2 separate regions of the Homo sapiens genome follow, and region 2 is linked to region 1. Evidence: read pairs that join two places in POLR2A ChIA-PET (ENCODE). Cell type or tissue: MCF 10A. All regions are shown on one strand. Each heading gives the region's core, and the rest is flanking DNA. Links, peaks and the distances in the headings are about the cores only. Region 1 overlaps IDH1 (isocitrate dehydrogenase (NADP(+)) 1). Region 2 overlaps C2orf80 (chromosome 2 open reading frame 80).

Region 1 (4,401 bases), core at 209-4,208:
TTGATCCCCATAAGCATGACGACCTATGATGATAGGTTTTACCCATCCACTCACAAGCCGGGGGATATTTTTGCAGATAATGGCTTCTCTGAAGACCGTGCCACCCAGAATATTTCGTATGGTGCCATTTGGTGATTTCCACATTTGTTTCAACTTGAACTCCTCAACCCTCTTCTCATCAGGAGTGATAGTGGCACATTTGACGCCAACATTATGCTTCTTTATAGCTTCTGCAGCATCCTTGGTGACTTGGTCGTTGGTGGCATCACGATTCTCTATGCCTAAATCATAGCTTGAAAGAGAAAAATTAGAAGCAAAGTTTTTCAGACAAATGGATAGTTATAACCTACAACTGCAGTGATGGCATATAGAGCTCATTATGCAGAAAGCGAAGGCTCTGAGTACACCAAAATCTGCCAAGTTTTAGCACTGGCACACCCTAAACACAGAAGATGGGTGCCAACTACAAAGAGAACTAAGAGAGGCTAGACTGCTGGGCTGCCCCTCCTCTTGTAATGGGAAGCTGTCTATCAGGAAAATGAATGGAAACCATCAAACTCTGCCCTTTGCCTCCTGTTTTTCACCAGATAGAGGCAATAATGGCCTGGTTTCTCTCCATATAATTAGTATAATAAGTGTAAGTCTAAGGACCACCTTTTTCCCTTAGTAAATATTGCTCTTTAAAAATAAAAGGGGGTGGGAGGGGTTAAAGGATTTTTTGTATTTTGACGTTGAAGTGGTGGGAGGTAAAGATGTGACAGTTGATGCCAAAAATGCGAATGACTACTTCATTAATGCCAGTTAGTCATAAAATGAGCCTTTCCCTTTTTTTTTTTTTTTTAGATGAGTCTCGTTTTGTTGCCCAGGCTGGAGTGCAGTGGCACGATCTTGGCTCACTCAACCTCTGCCTTCCTGGGTTCAAGTGATTCCCCCGCCTCAGCCTCCCCAGTAGCGGGGACTACAGGCATGCACCACCATGCCCAGCTAATTCCTTCTGTAATTCTTGAGCAAGTGTTTGCTCTGGAAACAAGCCTACAATTTATTGGGTAAGTAAAGGAATCCATCAATGGTTTTCTACATACCAGAGAGTAATAGCTTAATATACACCAACACAAAGATTGCAGGTCATTCAGAGCTGAAAGAATGTTAGTTGTCCAGGGAGCATAGAAAATGACTGCAAAGCTTTATTTGAAGCATGCAATAGTTTGTTAAAAAGCAAGAAAACAAAATAATGTTTTGTTTATTCTGTTCTCCAAGGATTTAAAAGGTTTTTCAGCTCTTAAAACCTGCCTCTAGATTTCTTTTTGGTTCCCTTATCTTCCTTTCTTAGATCTCCTACCCAACTCATGATGCAAACAAAGAGATAGTAATCTTGACATATTTCCAAATAAAAATAACTTCCAACTGCTTCGACTTTAGATAATTCATATAAATCTAACAAAGTCATGTCCTTTGTTATCTTCTTGCATAGGAAATGTTGATCCAATCCCAACTCCAACAGGAAGTATGATCAGTAGTTTTCAAGTTCCTAGGAACCATTTCTCATAAGGAGAATCTATCAGCAAATTATTAGATTTTTTGCTTGTCTTCTTAACATTTCTAAGAAGATAAGAAAGGAAGGAACAAATTGCCCAGACCACTGTCCAGCCTACATAAAACAAACTACCTGCTCCATTCTCCTGAAAAAGAACCAGTCAGTGATAATAATAGGAATTTTGGAAAAATTTAAAACTTGTTTGAGCCTCCAAAAATTATCTAGTCTGCAGCCACCAAATTTTTTCCTCCTAGTCATAGTGACTCCCCTTTAAAACTCCTCATGATTCCACACTAAAGAGGCTCAAAGCATCTTTAGTTGCAGCCATTATAAGGAAAAGAACCCTGCCAGTTCACCTACTGTCATGTAAAGTCCTGAAACAGGAGTTCCTAAGATGCTTTTTTTTTTTAACCTAGTTGGAAGATGTTTTTATGCCTAATTTCTTATGTTTGGTTGACTTCTGCAAGTATTTATATCTTATCATGATTTCAATATAGACATCAGCAGCTTAGGTTTAGAACAATTAAAAAGTATGTTTAATGACATTATGTGAATTAAATGTCTCCACTCAAACAGGTCCTTAGGACAAATTTTGATGACTAATTCTGGGCTGAGGCAAACACACTTAGAGTTGCCAATAGTTTGGCTGAAACGTGTTGCTCAATATTTTTCTATGCCAGTCTTCAGCCACTTTACCCTTTTAAAAATTCTATCTCTACCTAAAGGTACAAAGAACAGAAGCAAGTTTATGAAAAACACAGCGAAAAAAATGAGAGAATTACATAGACTTTTGCATCTGTCCCCAGGCACTTTACACACAGGGCAAAGGGACACAGGATTTAAGGGAATTTTGCTGGAAAGGAGGGGTTCAACTAAGAAACATCATGAATTCTTTCTGCACTACAATTGTATGAAAAGGGCAAAAGGTGAGGCATGAAAAGGAAACAGGTCCATTGACTAAGTAAAGTGATAGAAAATTGAGTTTGAAATGACAAAATTGTGTTAACTGCATTTAGTTTACTGTTTCTTACATCCTCTCTTATTTCCCTTTTCTCAATACATTGTACTATTCTTAGCCACTGTTTTATTACAAATAAAACCTTCACAGGAAACAGAAGGTTAGAAGAATCTGAAAATCATTCTTTCCCTTATAATTCTTGACTTTTAGATGATAAATCCAGTTTTTCTAGCAGTATGTTAAAATTAGAAGATTCATCTGAATATATTTAGGCTTAAAACAAACTTTATTCACAAAACACAGCTATATCTATATAAAAAAAGCTAACTTCACCTCAAAATAATTCAGATTATATTCTTTTTTTTTTTCCTGTTTCTCCTTCCCTTTTTTTTCCTTTTTTTTTTAAAGTGATGGGGTCTCACTCTGTTGCCCAGGCTGGACTTGAATTCCTGGTCTTGAGGGATCCTCCTGCCTCTGCCTCCTAAGTAGCTGGGACTTCACGTGTGCACCACCATGCCCAGCCAGATTATCCTTTCTGAGTTTGCTACACGGAGGGGTAACTCATTTACCTATGTAGATCCAATTCCACGTAGGGAAAAATGAGTTTCTCTTTAATCAATTCCCAAATGATTCGTGTCATTTCATCTCCTTGCATCTCTACCACAGAACCGCCACTGATTTTTTTGGACATTTTGACTTCAATAAACCTAAAAAGAAAAAAAAAATACATGCCTTGTCATTTATTTCATTATAAAGTGAAATATATAAACAACGTAGTGTTTATATAAACAACGTAGTGACTACTAAAAGAACAATTCATGCAATTCAATTTATGTGTAGTTGAATAAAAAGCTAGTAACAGCAATTCTATTTACCATTAGAATTGAGTATCTTCTCTGAACAAAGTATTGTGTTATGTTTCACACGCGGTTTCTGAGCTAGCCCTCATAACAATCCAAAAAAATGGCCATCATTTCCCCATTTTACTTTGTTAAAAAAAAAAGAGCTTTCCCAAGGCCACCTAGCTAGAGCGTGGCAGAGCCTGACCCTATAACGTGCCCTTCATAATGCAATCATTATTCTCAACTACTGGTTTGTCTTAAGAAATGAGATTATTTCCACAATCTCATGTTTATTGAACACTTCAGTCCAACTCATCATTTTACTGGGCTCTCAAGATGTCCAGAATGGTGAGTGCTAGCATTTCTCCTCCTTTAAGAGGCTGTTTTTGTTATTTAATAAAAATAACTAGCCATGAGGAGATTCAGCTGGTTCCTGTGACCCATATTCAGGGAAACTTTAAGTCTAAAAGCGAGACGAAGAATTCCTGGTGGAACTGTTTTCCTAGAGATAACACAGACATTGGAGATGTGGGGCTAAATACAACAAAGTGATTTCTCAATTAGAAGAATCTCTATACAGTAGGGCCACTGCCCAGGACCCAAGCATGTCCCTGTCATCTTCTTCTGGCTGTTCACAGGCAAGGGTAAGCTGCTAGTGAGTGGGATAGGACAAACTGTGCATTGTCCTAGGAAGACAGCACTTTAAGGATAGGGTGTGGGGGTAGCATATACAAATCAATCTGATTCTCAGAAAGTGCAAGGTTGGACGCTTTGGAAGAAATGAAACTGTCCCAGCTTGTCCCTAGAGGCAGAAGAAGCTCTGAGCCTGCTAAAAGTTATCTATTCCTTCTAATGATGCTCTAATCGAAACTCTTTTTTAATCCAACAACACAGCTGCAAATTGCTTTTATTCTCTTAAGGACTAAAAAAGTCAAGAGAATTGACTTTAAAGAATTATTAGATAAGAAGCCTAAAATAGTCTTTCTTGAAAAATTGAGCTAAAGTAATTTGGTCTTTAAATAAAAATGTAATGATTAGTAGACAGTAAGCGTCTGTTTCTTGACAAG
Region 2 (4,401 bases), core at 181-4,180, 75 kb before region 1:
TCCTATTTATAAAAACTCAAGGCTGGGTGTGGAGGCTCAAGCGTGTAATCTCAGCACTTTGGGAGGCCAAGGCGGGCAGATCACAAGGTCAGGAGATCGAAACTATCCTGGATAACACTGTGAAAACCCGTGTCTACTAAAAATACAAAAAAATTAGCCAGGCGTGGTGGTGGGCACCTGTTGTACCAGCTACTTGGGAGGCTGAGGCAGGAGAATGGTGTGAACCCGGGAGGCGGAGCTTGCCGTGAGCCGAGATCGTGCCACTGCACTCCAGCCTGGGCGAGAGAGCGAGACTCCATCTCAAAAAAACAAAAACAAAAACAAAACACCAAAACTCAAAAAATGTGCAAAATTAAACAATATATAGATTAGAAATGCATATGTGGTAAAACTATAAAGAAGTAAAAGATAGTAATCAACACATAATTCAAACTAGTGGTAACCTAGGGCGAAAGGAAGGGTATGAGACAGGAGAGGGTATGCAGAGAGCTTTAAAGCTGTTAATACTGTTCCATTTTACACACTTGGATTTGTTTGTTTGCTTGGTCTTTGTCTTTTAAATATATATTGGTAAGTGTTCATTTGGACACAATTAATATTGAAAGTGTGTTTTTAATCCCTCATTTACTATTATTATTATTAATTTTTGAGACAGGGCCTCACCCTGTCACCCAGGCTGGAGTGCAGTGGCGAGATCTTGGCTCCCAGCAGCCTCCACCTCCCAGGCTCAAATGATCCTCCCATCTCGACCTCCCAAGAAGCAGGGACTGTAGACACACAACACCATGCCTGGCGAATTTTTGTATTTTTTGGTATAGACAGGTTTTTGCCACGTTGCCTAGGTTGGTCTCGAACTCCTGGGCTCAAGTGATTCTCCTGCCTCAGCCTCTTAAAGGGCTGGGACTACAGATACTGCGCCTGGCCAATTCCTCATGATTAAGATCTGTCAATATTGAACTTTTGTTTAAAACATAGGTCCCTCCCCTTATCATGAAAACATTTTAAAATTTCTGCACAATTCGGTCTGAGTCAGCATCCTCCAAAAAGAGAAGATGCTTGGCAAATTACTGGAGTAAGTGTGAGAGGGTGGAAGCCAGGCCTATCACGAAGGGACCAGGTTGCTATCAGGAGGAAGGAGGGTGGTCATCCCGAGTGGGGGCGAACTTGGAAATAACAGCACTAATATGGAAGGTCCCCTGGTGCCACCATCGTGTGCTCGATACGTGCAGTCTCACTGAGTCCTCAGAGTGATCAGGTGTGTTTGGGTAAGTGTAATCATGCCTGTTTAGACATGCCTATTTACATATGGGGAAATTGGGAATCAGAGAGAAATAACTTATCCGAAGACACACAGCTAGCAAGTGACAAAGCTGGGACTGGACATCAGTCTGTTTGCCTGTGACATGCCCTGGACTTGGATGTCAGTTAGGATGGACTCGAATGATAGCCAGTCAGACGCCGGGGTCCGGCTGCATGAAGAAAGAAGGAAAGCAGAGGTTCTAGTGCTGTCTGACCACCTGCCTTTGTCTCTTTCCTCTTTCTGATGTGCTCATTTCCACTCTCTCTGTCTCCCTCTTTCTCCATCAAATGGAGCTGAAGAATATTTTTATTTTTGTTCGATTTGTTGAAGGAAGATTTATGTTCTCTTTTCTTCAGGTTAAAATCGAATAAGACATGGTCGGGCGCGGTGGCTCAGCCTGTAATCCCAGCTCTTTTGGAGGCCGAGGGGGGTGGGTGGATCAGTTGAGGTCAGGAGTTCAAAACCAGCCCTGCCAACGTGGCAAAACCTCGTCTCTATTAAAAATTCAAAAAAAGTAGCCGTGCGCAGTGGCGCGCACCTGTAATTCCAGCTACTCGGGAGGCTGAGGCGAGAGAATCACTTGAACCCCGGGGGGGGGGGGGGCGGAGGTTGCAGTGAGCCAAGATCACACCACTGCACTCAAGCCTGCGTGACAGAGTGAGACTCTGTCTTAAAAAAAAAATGAGTAAGACATTTTATATTTATCCGGGGCTAGTTGTCAATAACTCTCACTTGCGTAAGGTCTTTAGTTGAATTTTTTCTATGAGTCCAGAATCCTCAGCAGAAAAAAGCTCCCAATCAGCAAAAAGCAGTTCCCTCTCAGGAGGGAGAACCCGAGGCTAACAGAGTAGGTGAGCAATCCCGCGCCTATGACTCCTTTCTACCATCAGGTGGCAGCACATAATCCCGGAGAAAGCCATCCAGCCTAGCACAGTACCCATATTGTGTCATGCGGCCAATTCCAGTTGCAGGAAATTCTTCATAATCTGATTAGTATTCAACAGAGTTTTAAGCTTTTGCTTGGGAAGGATTTTAGCTGTTGCTTAGGAGACATTTTATCGGAAGGAATCATTCAGATATATGTAGCAATTAAAGAAGAATCTCTTGCAATATCGTTTTTTTTTTTAAAAAACTCTAGTTAAAACCATTTTTTGAAATTATGTTAAATTCCAAAAGACTCTTTTAAAATAGGTTTACCGTTCAGTCTTTGAAATGCTACATTGCTATCGAGAGGTCCTGCTAATGCCTAATTCAAAATGTGGCAAAAGTCCCTGTGTGCAGCTGATGTGTAGCTCCAAGAGTAAGGCCTGAACTGGCGTTCTGGAGGCGGGGAGCTTGTGAGGCTCACGGGGCAGATCCTCAGGCTCTTAGACTCTTGTATTGGTAATTCAAATTACGCCCTCTGTGATCACTGGTTGTCCAAAAGAGGCAAAGTTTACATTGTGTTAATAATACACGTGGATGCTTGATTAGCTATTTAATTTTTGAATATTTAGAGCAGTGGTTCTCAATCTCATGTGATTTTGCCTCCCTGGGGACATTTGGCAAAGTCTAGAGACATTTTTTTTTTTGAGACGGAGTCTCCCTCTGTTGCCCAAGCTGGAGTTCAGTGGCACTATCTCCACTCACTGCCACCTCTGCCTCCTGGGTTCCAGCAATTCCCCTGCCTCAGCCTCCTGAGTAGCTGGGATTACAGGAGCCCACCACCACACCCGGCTAATTTTTGTATTTTTAGTAGAGATGGGGTTTCACCATGTTGGCCAGGCTGGCCTCGAACTCCTGACCTCAAGTGATCCGCCCGCCTCGGCCTCCCAAAGTGCTGGGATTACTGGCGTGAGCCACGGCACCTGGCCGACATTTTTGTCACAACTGGCGAGAAGCTCCTTGCATCTAATGGGCAGAGGCCAAGGATGCTGTGAAACATCCCACAATGCACAGGACAGCCCCAGAACTCCATTCCCTGAGTAGCAGAACTTTAATTAAAGCTATTATTTGGAGGTTACCATGGGCCAAACACTAAGGGCTTCACTGATTCTAACTTACTTCATTCCCACGACAACCCCATCTTTGCGTCCCTGTTTTTACAAATGAAATTGAGAATTACAGAGGTTAGAACATTTGCCCAGAATTATTCTGCTTGTAAGTGTGGAGCTGGGATTCAAACCCAGGAGGCCAGGCTTTGGAATCCTAGTGCTTAACATTACACAACCTGCCTCTCAGATAATATATCTATATATATACTATATATACATATGTATACATAGGTGTATATATATACATATCTGTGTATACATATCTGTATACATATGTATACATATCTGTATACATATCTGTATACATATGTATACATATATACAGAAATGTATATGTATACATATATACATATATACAGATACATATATACAGATATAGTACACATATATACTATATACATATGTATACATATACGTATATAGATAATGTATACATATATAGTAGTATAGTAATCAATGGCTCGATTTTATATATATACATACATATATATTATATATAGTGTGTGCATATATATGTGTATATGTAATATACATTATATTATATATTATAATATATATAATCGAGCCATCATTCACATCACATAGCAATAAACAAAATACAAGCGGCCAGACGTGGTGGCTCACGCCTGTAATCCCAGCACTTTGGGAGGCTGAGGTGGGTGGATCACCTGAGATCAGGAGTTCGAGAACAGCCTGACCAACATGGCGAAACCCCATCTCTACTAAAAATACAAAATTAGCCAGGCGTGGTAACGCATGCCTGTAATTCCAGCTACTCAGGAGGCTGAGGCAGGAGAATCACTTGAACCCGGGAGGCGTAGGTTGCAGTGAGCCGAGATTGCACCACTGCACTCCAGCCTGGGCAACAATAGGGAAATTCCATCTCAAGAAAAAAACAAACAAACAAACAAAAACTAAAACACAAAACAAATACAAGCCTTTAAAAAAAAGTCAGCCTCTGTGATAATATTATCTCTTTCTGTTTAGAGCTGGTTATTGTCACTGATTGTGAGAATGGGGACTATGTGTCACTGAACAGAGAAGGTGCTGAACAAAGGCTCTTTAATG

What was found. ChIA-PET counts read pairs that join two places held together with the same protein. Peaks named below come from ENCODE experiments on the same cell type or tissue, not always from the same donor. Only the 100,000 strongest peaks of a DNase experiment are listed, where the experiment ranks them.
Region 2: POLR2A ChIA-PET joins it to region 1 with 6 read pairs; 12 of 35 experiments call an interaction of 5 or more read pairs at or near these places.

Annotation. Positions count from the first base shown.
Region 1 is chr2:208,248,369-208,252,769 of GRCh38, forward strand. It overlaps IDH1 (isocitrate dehydrogenase (NADP(+)) 1), which reads right to left. Exons shown (of 10, transcript NM_005896.4): 3 at 3,062-3,199; 4 at 1-292. The coding sequence starts at 3,183. Among named protein-coding and RNA genes, the nearest start is that of IDH1, 4.5 kb to the right of the region's middle. In MCF 10A, for the core only: no CTCF peak of the experiment used is centred there; a DNase peak (open chromatin) is centred at 2,163.
Region 2 is chr2:208,173,323-208,177,723 of GRCh38, forward strand. The region is part of intron 6 of C2orf80 (chromosome 2 open reading frame 80); the gene reads right to left. Among named protein-coding and RNA genes, the nearest start is that of CRYGA, 12 kb to the left of the region's middle. In MCF 10A, for the core only: a CTCF peak has its summit at 2,199 (motif pointing right); a DNase peak (open chromatin) is centred at 2,189.